Linked DNA regions of Mus musculus: region 1 is linked to region 2. The links are chromatin contacts, found by Hi-C or POLR2A ChIA-PET in ENCODE. All regions are on one chromosome and are shown on one strand. Each heading gives the region's core, a stretch centred on a gene start or an enhancer-like site at or near the end of the contact. The rest is flanking DNA. Distances are from core to core; before and after follow the strand shown.

Region 1 (5,098 bases), core at 1,739-4,238, 36 kb before region 2:
ATGTGGCTGCTGGAATTGAACTCGGGACCTCTGGAAGAGCAGTCTAAAATCATCTGAGAGGAGGCAGCCACAATTAAGAAAATGCCTCCATGCCAGGTGGTCGGGAGGTAGAGTTCGACCTCTGTGAGTTCGAGGCCAGCCTGGTCTACACAGTGAGTTCCAGGACAACCAGGGCTACACAGAGAAACTCTTTCTTGAAAAAAACAAAAATAAAACAACAACCAAAAAAAAAGAAAGAAAGAAAAGAAGAGAAGAGAAGAGACGAGAAAAGAAGAGAAGAGAAGAGAAGAGAAGAGAAGAGAAGAGAAGAGAAGAGAAGAGAAGAGAAGAGAAGAAGAGAAGAGAAAAAAGGCCCCATAAGACCAGGCTATAAGCAAGCCCGCAGAACATCTTCTTAATTAGTGATCAATGGGGAAGGCTCCTCCCACTGTGGGCAGTGCCATCCTTGGGCTGATGGCCGGGTTCTACGAAAAAACAGGCTGAGCAAGCCATGTGAACAAGCCAGTAAGCAACACCCCTCCACAGCCTCTGCATCTGCTCCTACCTCTAGGTTCCTGCTCCGTTTGAGTTCCTGCCCTGGCTTCCCTCAGTGATGGACAGGGATGCAGAAGTGTAAGTCAACCAAACTCTTTCCTCCATGAGTTGCTTTGGTCATGGTGTTTCATCACAGCAAAACAAACCCTAAGACAGTGTTTTCTTTTCCTGGATTGTTTTTTGACAGGTGTTCATACATAGCCTGGTATATATAGCCGAGGCTGGCCCTGAAATATTATCCTTCTGTCAAGCCACAAAGAAGTGGTTTTAGAGGCATGCATCCCTCATCTGGTTTCTTATTGGCTTTTGTGTATATGTGTGTGTGTGTGTATGTACATGTGGAGGCCAGAGGAGGATGTCAGGTGTCATGGTCTATCACTCTGCCTTATTCCCTTGAGACAAGAGTCTCTCAGTGAACCTGGAGTGAGGCTGGTGGCCATAAGGCCCAGTAGTCCTGCCTCTATCCTCCATAGCACTGGGGTTAAAGGCATGAGTATGGCCGTACCTGGCTTTTGAACATGGGTGCCATCTGGTGAGACAGCAAATGTGCTAACTCTGATTTCTTTTCCTTTCTTACCAAGTCACTAATGTCATTCTGGGGACCCACCTAACCCTGATTACATCCTTAAGACCCCCACCTCCAAATGCCACTCACATGACTATGGTGAGCAAGTCTCTTACACATAAAGTCTGAGGACATCCTCCATCTTAGTCCCATTTCTGTTTCTGTGATGAAGTACCCTGCCCTGCCCTGCCAAAAACAACTTAAAGGAGAAAGGGCTTAGTAGGCTTGCAATTCCAGGCAACAGTCAGGCCATGACTCTGGGGGAAGTCAAGGCAGGTACTTGAAGCCATCAGTCATCACATCACAGTCAAGAGCAGAGGGCAATGAATCCATGCACACATGCTGGTGCTCACCTTGCTTTCTGCACTCTTAGACAGTGCGAGACACACACACACACCCCTGGCCTAGGGAATGATGCCACCCACAGTGGACGTAATCAAGATTATCTCCCACATCCGGGTCCACAGGTTAACCTAATTTCGACAGTCCCTCATTGAGACTCCTTTCCCTGGTGATTCAAGATTGTGTCAAGATGACAAACCACAGCCCCCATCAGAGAATGGCAGTAGCTCCACCCAGTTACCATTGTCAACTGCCCAGCTCTAGTTCTATCTCCTGAGAAACAGCTGGGCCATGTCCCATTAGCTGAGAACAGTGTGAGACAGTCATAGCCAGATCTGCACAGATTCAAACCCCAGAACCTGTCACAGTTTAATAAGAAGTGCTACAGCTTAATAAGAAGTGTCCCTCACAGACTCTGGTCTGGAGGGTTGGTCCTTCGCTGGTGGTGCCATTTTGGGAGGTGGTAGAATGTTTAGGAGGCAGAGCCTGGTTGGGAGAAGGAGGTTTATTCCCTCCCTTCTGGCCATTACTTTATCCACGTGTGTGCGTTTTCACACATGTGTGGGTGCACGCACACATGTGTACACACACATGTGGAAGCCGGAAGTTGGTATCAGGTGTCTTCCTTCATTACTTTCCACTTTATTTCTTATTTTATTTTATTTTATTTTATTTTATTTTTTTTGAGACAGGGGTTCTCTGTGTAGCTCTGGCTAGCCTTGAACTCAGAGGTCTGCCTGCCTCCAGAGTGCTGAGATTAAAGGCATATGCCTCAAGGCCTAAGCTGGAGCTCATCAGCACAGCTAGACTTGTTAGCCAGCTTGTCCCAGGGATCAAGTCTCCACCTCAATTGCTCCCACTACCACGATGTTCTGCCTCACCTCATGCCCCATCCTTGGCTATGCACTGCCACGGTGTTCTCTGTGCCTGACCTCACGCTCAGATCAATGGCTCCAGAGGAGCTTGGACTGGATCCTTATATGGCATGAGCTAAAAATAAACCATCCCTCCTTTTAAAGTGTTACTCTGGAGTATTTGTCACGGGGAAAGAGAAGTCTGACTGCCTGTCACAGCCGGCCAAGACAAGCGCACAAGGCAAACAAGATATGGTTCCCGCTTCTGACATTCCTGGGGCAGGGGCCCTTGAGCAAACGTCCCTGGGTTGGAGTCTGATTCCCTGCCTGACTGCACACTGACAGCCATGGAGTTCTCCCTCCTCTGTTTCCTTGTTGAAGCTCACCCCTCTCGGGCTTCCATCATTTACCAGTTAAGACAACTAATTTTCTACTAAACCCAATTTCACTCATGGATGGAGGAAGAGCCCGTCGTTTCTCCTTATGCCATGTACTATTAACGCTTGAAATTATGCAAATAAAATTGGCGAGCGCTGCCAATTCTCCTCAGGCAGAAAAGGCAAGGCTTCCCTCTCTAACACCCACTGTGGAGACAGGCTTTTAGGAGGACAGCTCTGGATGCTCCAGGGGACGGGGGCCTTACATCTCCAATGCACACTCAGCGGGAGCGAGGTGTGGGTGTCTGACATCACCTCAATGCGCACTTCTCACGGGGCATTGTTCTCTCACACTACCTCCCTCATCCAGAAATGTCTTGATGCACCAGAGTCAAATGTGGATTCTGCACACTGCCCCAGACATCCCTCCAGTGAGCCAGTTAATTAAAACGCCAAAACGCGAGGAACAGAGAAAACCTGGCTCATCCATCCAGACTTCTTGTTAGTCAGCGGACGGACGAGACACCTGGCAGGAACATCTGTGAATTAGCTACAACCAGGGTACAAGCCATGTCTTTGCCCCGGCGCCTGCCCACACAGGGTCTGGATACAGCTGAGGGCGCTTTCAGAATGCAATGGCCCTCAATTCCCCATGCCCTGCTGCTGTTGCCGGGCTAACAGGTGACCATGCCTCCATTCCCATCCTCCCATGGTTTCTGTCCAGGCCTATCCAAGCTGAGGATACTGTTACAGATGGCCTTGTTCCCCGCCTTACAAGGTTCACATGTTGCATCTTGACTGCCTCCATCCCCCACCAGTTTCTCAGCATGTTTCTTTATTTGGAAACAGTATCTTTACAAAGGGGACAAAATGAAGGCAGTGGAGATAGCCCAGTGATTAAGAGCTCGGGCGTTCCTACAGAGAACCCATGTTCAATTCCCAGCATTGATTTGGAAGTTCACACCCATCTATAACTCCAGTTCCAGAGGGATCTGTGGCCTCCGAAGGCACCAGGCACACATGTGGTGCCCAGACATATGTGCAGGCAGATATAATACCCATATACATAAAGAAGTTCTCTTTAAAAAGAAATATGGGTCACCTGGGCCCTCCCTCGTGTGACTGTGACATGTTTCTCAACCTTATTGTGTGAGCCAGGATCAGTCCTAGTCTTGTTTCTGTTTGTTATGATAAAATATCCCGACAAAACACAGCTTACAGAGAAAGAGTTGATTTGCCTGCCATTCCAGTTTTACTCCATCCTTGTGGGGAGGTCCAGGCAGAAGCTTACAGCAGCTATGCACATAAATCAAGAGCAGAGGGAATGAGTGCACAAAGGCTTCCTTCTCTGCGAACTCTCTCTATTCCTAAACAGTCCGGGTCTCCTGGCCTAGGGGATGGTGCTGCTCACAGTGGGCTGGGGTCTTCTCACATTGATTAAAGTAATCAAGACAACCTCCTCCCACAGACGTGCCGAGCTTTTATAGACAAGTCCTCATGGAGATTCTTGTATCACGTAGATAATTACAACCAACCATCACAGGGTCTCTTATTCTGTAGCCAAAACTGGTCTCAAACTCACGGCAACTCTTCTCTTTCAGTTCTGGCTCCTGAGTGCTGGGGTTACAGGTGTGAACCACCATATCCAGCTAGGACCAAGTCCTTGTAATGGGAGAAGGGTGGATACTGACACACACGCAGGGAAGAGGCCCAGCAGATGGAGGCAGGGATCAGGCTGGTGTCTACGCGTGCTAAGGAGCACCCCCCATAACGGACCTTTCCCTAACGGCTCAGCCTGTAACAGCAAATCTCAGAATTCTGGCCTCCAGGGCCACGAGGAAGAGGCCCTTTTAAGCCCCCTAGCCATCACGCCTTTGTTGCCACAATTCGAGAGAAACCCAGTACATCCCCACTGTCATCTCCGTGAAAGGCCACAGCTCAGCATCCACCGGCTTTTACACCTGTCAATCTTACTGCAGTGGGGAAAAAGGGGGGTCTTTACATCCAAGAAAGTGTGAGATCACAAAACACACACACACACACACAGAGTGCAGGCCCACAAGCCTAGGGATGGCACCGCTCACAGTGGGCTTGGTCCCTCCCACATCAATTCCCAGTCAAGATCATTTCTTGCAGCCATAGTCACAGGCAGATCTAATCTTGGTAATCCCTCAGTGGCGGTTCCTTCTCAGGTCGCTACAGGTTGTATAAAGTTGGACAAAGTTAAGTAGCTCAGTGGGCTCCTCCTTTGTCCATATCTCCCACTCTGGACCTCACCCCTCTCTCACTCCCTCTGGCCCTGTCCTAGGTACACTGAGAACAGCCCTTTAGCACAAGCCAGGCAAAGCCAGCCCCATTCTATGGTTTCCCAGCCTCACAACCCCAAGGCTGCACTCAGGGAGGCCACTGAGAAAGGCCACAGCTCT
Region 2 (5,549 bases), core at 3,049-5,548:
TAAGTGAGATCTCAAGCCAACAAAGAGCCAGCAAGCGAGAGAAGGGAGCGTGGGGGTGCACAGAAGAACCAGGGGCGGGGGTGGGGCGAGCTCCCGGCCCAGGAGGTTTCAGCTCAATGGGACAAAGAAACTGACCACATGAAAAAAAATAATAAGAATTCACATATAAGTAGAAATCTGAGCAAGGGTCAGCCCTTGATGGACTGTCAGATAGAGGACAGTTAATCTGGAGTAGCAAGTCCCCAACTTTGGTGTGTGGATCGGCGCTGGCTCCCAAGAACGATTAGAAACGGATATTCTTGAGCTAGGGACATAGCTCAACAGTAGAGCATTTGCCTAGCATACACTAGAGCCTAGACCCAATCTCCAGCACGGACATAGAAAGAGAGACGGGGAGGAAGGGAGAGAGGACACGGTAGGTCCTCCTTCCTGGATGAGATGCTGGGACAGGGCAGGCCATCTGCTTTCTTTATCCAGCTCCCCAGTGACTCTGGTCCACACTCACATGTGAAAAACACTGGTCCGACTAAACAGTGAGACCCACCTGGCTCCCATCAATCACCTGGGCCACCCTAGGCACTGCACATACAGCCTCTGCCATCTGCCATGAGCTCACTTGTCCTCATAGGGTGCCACAGGCCCCCAACACTCTTAGGTGACACAGTCTCAAGGCAAGGCCACATCCCCTCCACCCCCAGCTGTGCCCACTCTCCCCACAGACTTCTCTATCAGTCACGCATGCCCTGGTTTGTCAACCTGCACCACCGAGGGGAGGAATAAGGACATCTTCCCACCCAGGCATGGAGTGTCACACAAGTGTGCCTGCAGTCATGCAGGAGGGGGAGCGGGCCAAAACATGACATCATGCATTCTTTCAGCACACAGTCATTATCTAAGAGGTGCCAGACACTCAAGTAACCTGAAGTGACAGCTGGAACCCGGGCTTAGAGTCCCTGCCCCAAGCTCTGCCAGACCCAGTGCTCCATGCTGGGCTCTGAACAAGACTGAGCCGGCAGCACAGCCCTGAGCCGGCAGCACAGCCCAGAGAGAGGGCGGGGAGGAGAGGTTTTGAGACCCCCCCCCCTAATTCATCAGAGGACTTGATGGACTGTCAGAGCTGAAAGGGGACCCTCCCTTACCCCCAGGGCAGAGTGAGGAACCCCACGTGATATAGAACCAGGATAACCAAGAGGACCCCAAAAGTCATGTCAGGTGCTTCCACCTGTCCCACCTCCGCTCTGTCCCCAACCTAGGGGACTGTTTGTTGTCTTTCTGCAAGACTTGCTGTACACATTTATTTAATCTCCATTATTTTAAACCGACAGAGTAGTGTTTAATTAAAATTTGGTTCATTAAGGAAAACACATAATTGCCAAAGAAAAGAAGAAACAAAACAAATTTCGAGCCCGTATTTAAGGAAGCTGTTAGAAACTGAGTCGGGGAGGGAGAGAGGACCTAGACTCAGAGATTCCCAAGAGCTGCTTCAGGAGCAGCCGTGCCCCTAATTTGTTGGGGGATCATGGTGAGCTGCAGTAGGAAAGATGGTACAAAGGACACTTCTCTTACTTTGGAGGGACCTCACTGAATCCCTCCAAAGTAAGGGAAGTGGGGTTCAGAGCACACTCAGAGAGATCTTATGGGAGACTGGCAACTATCCTCTAAGCCTAAGGATGAAAAAAAGAGGGGGAGGGGTTTCCGAGTTCCAGTCTCTCAACCCCCACCCTGACTCAGCCATAGGACTGGGTTTCAGGCTGGAGATACAGGATGCTTGACATGAGGAAGGTCTACACCCTCAGCCTGGACTTTGAGGCCCCAATATACCTCTTAGCATCTCTCTACCAGTTACCCCACTTGGAGTCCAGGGAACCCCAAAAGCAGTAGTCATGTATAATACATATGATGGTCTCAACCACACAGGTAACATCTCAGGGGCACCTATAAAATAAAGGCCTGGCCAAGAACTCTGCTAGAGACAGCATTCCCAGACCTCCCTTGGGGATAAATGAAGTTAGGGTGATGTAATCAGATAGCTGCCCCTGGCCTTCAATCTAAAGTTCTGAGGGGGCCTGAAGAAGACTGGTTGCTAAGGGTCTCCACCAGCCTAGACAGGAGGTGAAGTTAAAGGGTTGGGAGTGAGTGGCAACTGATCTGGGAATCCTGTCTTCAGGCACACAGGAGGGAAAGCGGGCTCAGGGCGGGCTTAGGGCTGAGGGCGCTGTCTGTGGTGCTGGAGACCGCTGCTTGCAGTCATTACACCAGGTCCTGACTTCAGAAACGGGGGAGGGGGGGAGGTAAGGGGGGGGGGTTCCAGCGGGCTACAAAGCTGACTAGGGATTTGGGACCAGCCAGAACCCTCTCAAGTTGCAGGAATCCAGTATAGCTCTGGAAAAGCCAGAGTCTTTCCCTGGGCATCTTAGGCCAGGGATTTCTGAGACACTTCAAAACCCTGCCCTCAGTCCTCCGGCTCTACAGACCTTTGCATTCACACAGACAACCTGACTGCTGCTGTCCCCAGAGGCTGCCATCTCAGCCCCCACAGAACTGGCCCAGCATGCTGATGGCAAGAGGCAGGTGGGCCACATCACCTCAGCCCCAACCCAGCTGGGTACAGGAGGTTGTCTGGAGGTACCGGGGATCAACCCAGAACCTGGGAGAAAAGCCAGCACCTGCCTTAAGGTTTATGATCGGACTCCACCTGTGGCCTAGTCCCGAGTCCCACCCCCACAACGGTGCCCATCTCTCCCTCTGTGTCTTCTGAAGCCCAGCTGCCAAACAAGGCAGTACTTCAGGCCTCCCAGACACCCTCTCCCCTAGTCTGGCCTCGGGGCCTAGCTCTGCTGGAGTCTGGGGGAAGGAAGTGGGGTCCCTTCTTGGACCAACAGGTCTTAGCGAGTCTCTCACAAACTGCACCCCTGCCTGGCCAGGACTGTCCACGGGAAGGGAGGGAGGGAGGGAGGGAGGGAGGGAGGGAGGGAGGGAGGTGTTCCATGCACCTGCTATGCCTATCTAGTCTGTTGGAGATCCGCGATTGGGAGTGAATCCCTAGCAGAAGGGGGTCCTTGCCCCAATCTTGGGGACGTTCCTGTCAGACCCAGGTTTGTCCCCCACCAGGAAGATGAGTGAGATGCAGGGGGAGGGAGGGGGAGAGGAAGGGGGATGAACTAGGCAGAGGATGGGCGGGCCGACCTAGGAGACAGGCGGGACACCAGGGGTGCTTCCTAGGCACCCCACAGTAACTTCGCAGCTCAGATAGGACCGACAAGAGATGAAAAAGACCGCAAGGGGCAGGAAAGGGACTTGCTGGCTGGGGCCACTTTGGAGCCCAGGACCTTGATCTTGGTGTTTTCTGACTCCATGCTCACCTCTCTATACCTGATATCGTTCCAATCTTGGTCAACTCAAGAAAGATCCAGACCCGCACCCCCCCACACACACACATACCCCAACCCTATCTAATTCCGTCTTCCCATCCCCATGGCCCTCATCGAGAATAGACTCGCGAACCTCCTTTGCCACCCGAACTCGCACCCCCTGAGGGGACCGACCTCGCCCAGCTCCACCATGAGTCCCCTTGGGGAGGTCTTGACCTCCCTGCGCCAACCAGTAGAGAACTTTACCGAAAGGGTCTCAGGGTGACCAGGCATCTTCTGACCATTATCTTCCCATCTGGGTTGACTGTGATCATTGTTCAAACTTGTCTGGGCGAGAAGCCGGGGGCGAGGCCGGACGCACCGTCCTGGGCCCGGCTCTGACCGCCTCGGGAACCACGAAGCCGCTGCGGGCCGAAGCCGGGGGGTCGCAGCACCGAGGGAGCGCGGGGCACGGTGGCTCTGCAGCCCCGCGCGGGGCACGGCGCGGCCTGGGCGCGCAGGGCAGGGGTTCGGCGAGAGCTTGGGGCCGGGCGCTCTCTGCGTCTCCGCCCTCCCCGATTCACATTTTGGGGAAGGCGAGGCGGCGCGCCCCCAGATCGCCGGCCGCGCGTCTGCCTGCTAGGCTCGCTGGCTGGGCGGGACGGCGCCGCGGCGCGCAAACGGGCTTCCCGCGGCGGGCGCCCTCATTCCCGGGGCCCGCGCCCTCAGAGCCGGCTAGAGGCGGCCCCAGGCCCGCACCCCGGCCCCCCGCACCTTCCGGCCGCGCCGCTCTGCAGCCGCGCGCAGCGCCGCGCCCATGGCTTTGGGAAGGAACGGCTGCGCGCTCGCCTGCCTTCGTCCTCGCCCGCCCGCTCGCCCGCTCGGTCGCTCGGCCACCCGCGCTCCGGGCTCCGGGCTCCCGCGCGGCGCTACAACCCGAGGCGCCGCATTGTTCCCTCTGAGGAGGCGGCCCGGGAGCGGCCTCGCGTTTCCTCGGCGCCTGAGCGCCATCTGGTGGCCGCAGTCTCGCTGCGCTCCCTCCCCGGGCTGTGCGAGGAGGAGGGGGACGCGAGCGCGGGAGCCATGGCTCTGCGCCCCTCCCTGGACCATGCAACTTCCTAGGGCATCCAGCAGACCGGAGAGCCGAGGCTGCTCCGGTAACTGCATCGCGCAGGGGAGATGGGGCGCGGAGAGGGGACCCTTGTCTCTCCTGCAGAGCACGAGCCACCACTACCACCCCCAAGAGCTTCCGTACCTATGGCTTCTCACCCGCTGATTCTCTCGGCAACACCCACCCACCCTGAGAAACTCCCCGAGTCCTCCCACTTCTCACTTGCCTATAATAAACTGGGGCTGTGGCATTCATGCCAGGAGCCGTCAGCTGTATGCCTGAGGTCTAGCCTTGGACCCTCTCAATCACTGAGTTAACGGGCTTTCTAGTATACAACTAATGACCAAAAAGCTCACCAAGGCTCTTTAAAGTCAATTCCCAAACCCACAGGCTTAAATTTTAGCATTGTTGAGCCCTGCGCACACCATCCCTGCGTGTGTGTGTGTGTGTGTGTGTGTGTGTGTGTGTACTGTCCTGTCACTTCCTCACTTAGAGTTGATGTGAGTTTGGTCTTGACAGCCAGGAATGAAATTATCACCCAGGCTTGTGGCAGCTGGAGGCACCCAGACAAGATGCATGATTTAGAGGCCCAGCAGAGACCCCATCGCCCTCAGACATTTCCTTAGCCAGCTGGCTGGAGTGCCCGAATTTCCCTCCTCCATCCGTCACTCTTTCACTGAGGCACGGTCAGACTGCCCTTGCTCAATGCAAATGTGCTACCTAGCGAGCGAGCGAACACATCAATTCGCCAACACCAATTTATCGCCTGTTTTCTCGTTGGCGGGAGTAAGGCAACTAGGTAACAGGTGAACGCTGGTGGAGAAGCAGACAAAGCAGTCACCGCTGGTAAGGAAAGGCTCAAGGGAGGCAGAGAAAGCTGCAAAGGGCCTGGGGATGCCAGGGTGCTTGGATGGAACCAGGTTAAGATGGAAGAAAACACGGGTGTCCTAATTAGGTTTCTGTTGCCGAGATAAATATCCTGACCAAAAGCAACTTGGGAAGAGAGGCTATGCTTGGCTAACACTTTCCCCTGGCAGTCAATCATGAAGGGAAGTCAGGGCAGAAACACAAGGCAGGAACCTGAAGGC

The links. Hi-C counts contacts between places; a loop is a spot of excess contacts on that map. ChIA-PET counts read pairs that join two places held with the same protein, here RNA polymerase II (POLR2A).
Region 1: a loop to region 2 is called in a map of left cerebral cortex, with 3 times the contacts of the local background. The contact joins the enhancer-like site here to the promoter of Mgat5b in region 2. A Hi-C loop is called at or near these places in 1 of 37 maps with a recorded cell type or tissue (left cerebral cortex). POLR2A ChIA-PET finds 5 or more read pairs at or near these places in 2 of 5 experiments (both embryonic stem cell).

What each region holds. Positions count from the first base shown.
Region 1 is chr11:116,952,320-116,957,417 of GRCm38, reverse strand. All of the region lies in intron 8 of Mgat5b (mannoside acetylglucosaminyltransferase 5, isoenzyme B), which reads right to left. Among named protein-coding and RNA genes, the nearest start is that of Gm33829, 23 kb to the right of the region's middle. Within about 2 kb of position 2,988, at least 1 of the 3 ENCODE cell types and tissues checked has a DNase peak (open chromatin) inside an H3K27ac peak, as active enhancers do; it is left cerebral cortex, where a contact is called at or near this core.
Region 2 is chr11:116,917,612-116,923,160 of GRCm38, reverse strand. It overlaps Mgat5b (mannoside acetylglucosaminyltransferase 5, isoenzyme B), which reads right to left and starts at 4,298. Exons shown (of 18, transcript NM_172948.3): 1 at 3,618-4,298. The coding sequence starts at 3,685.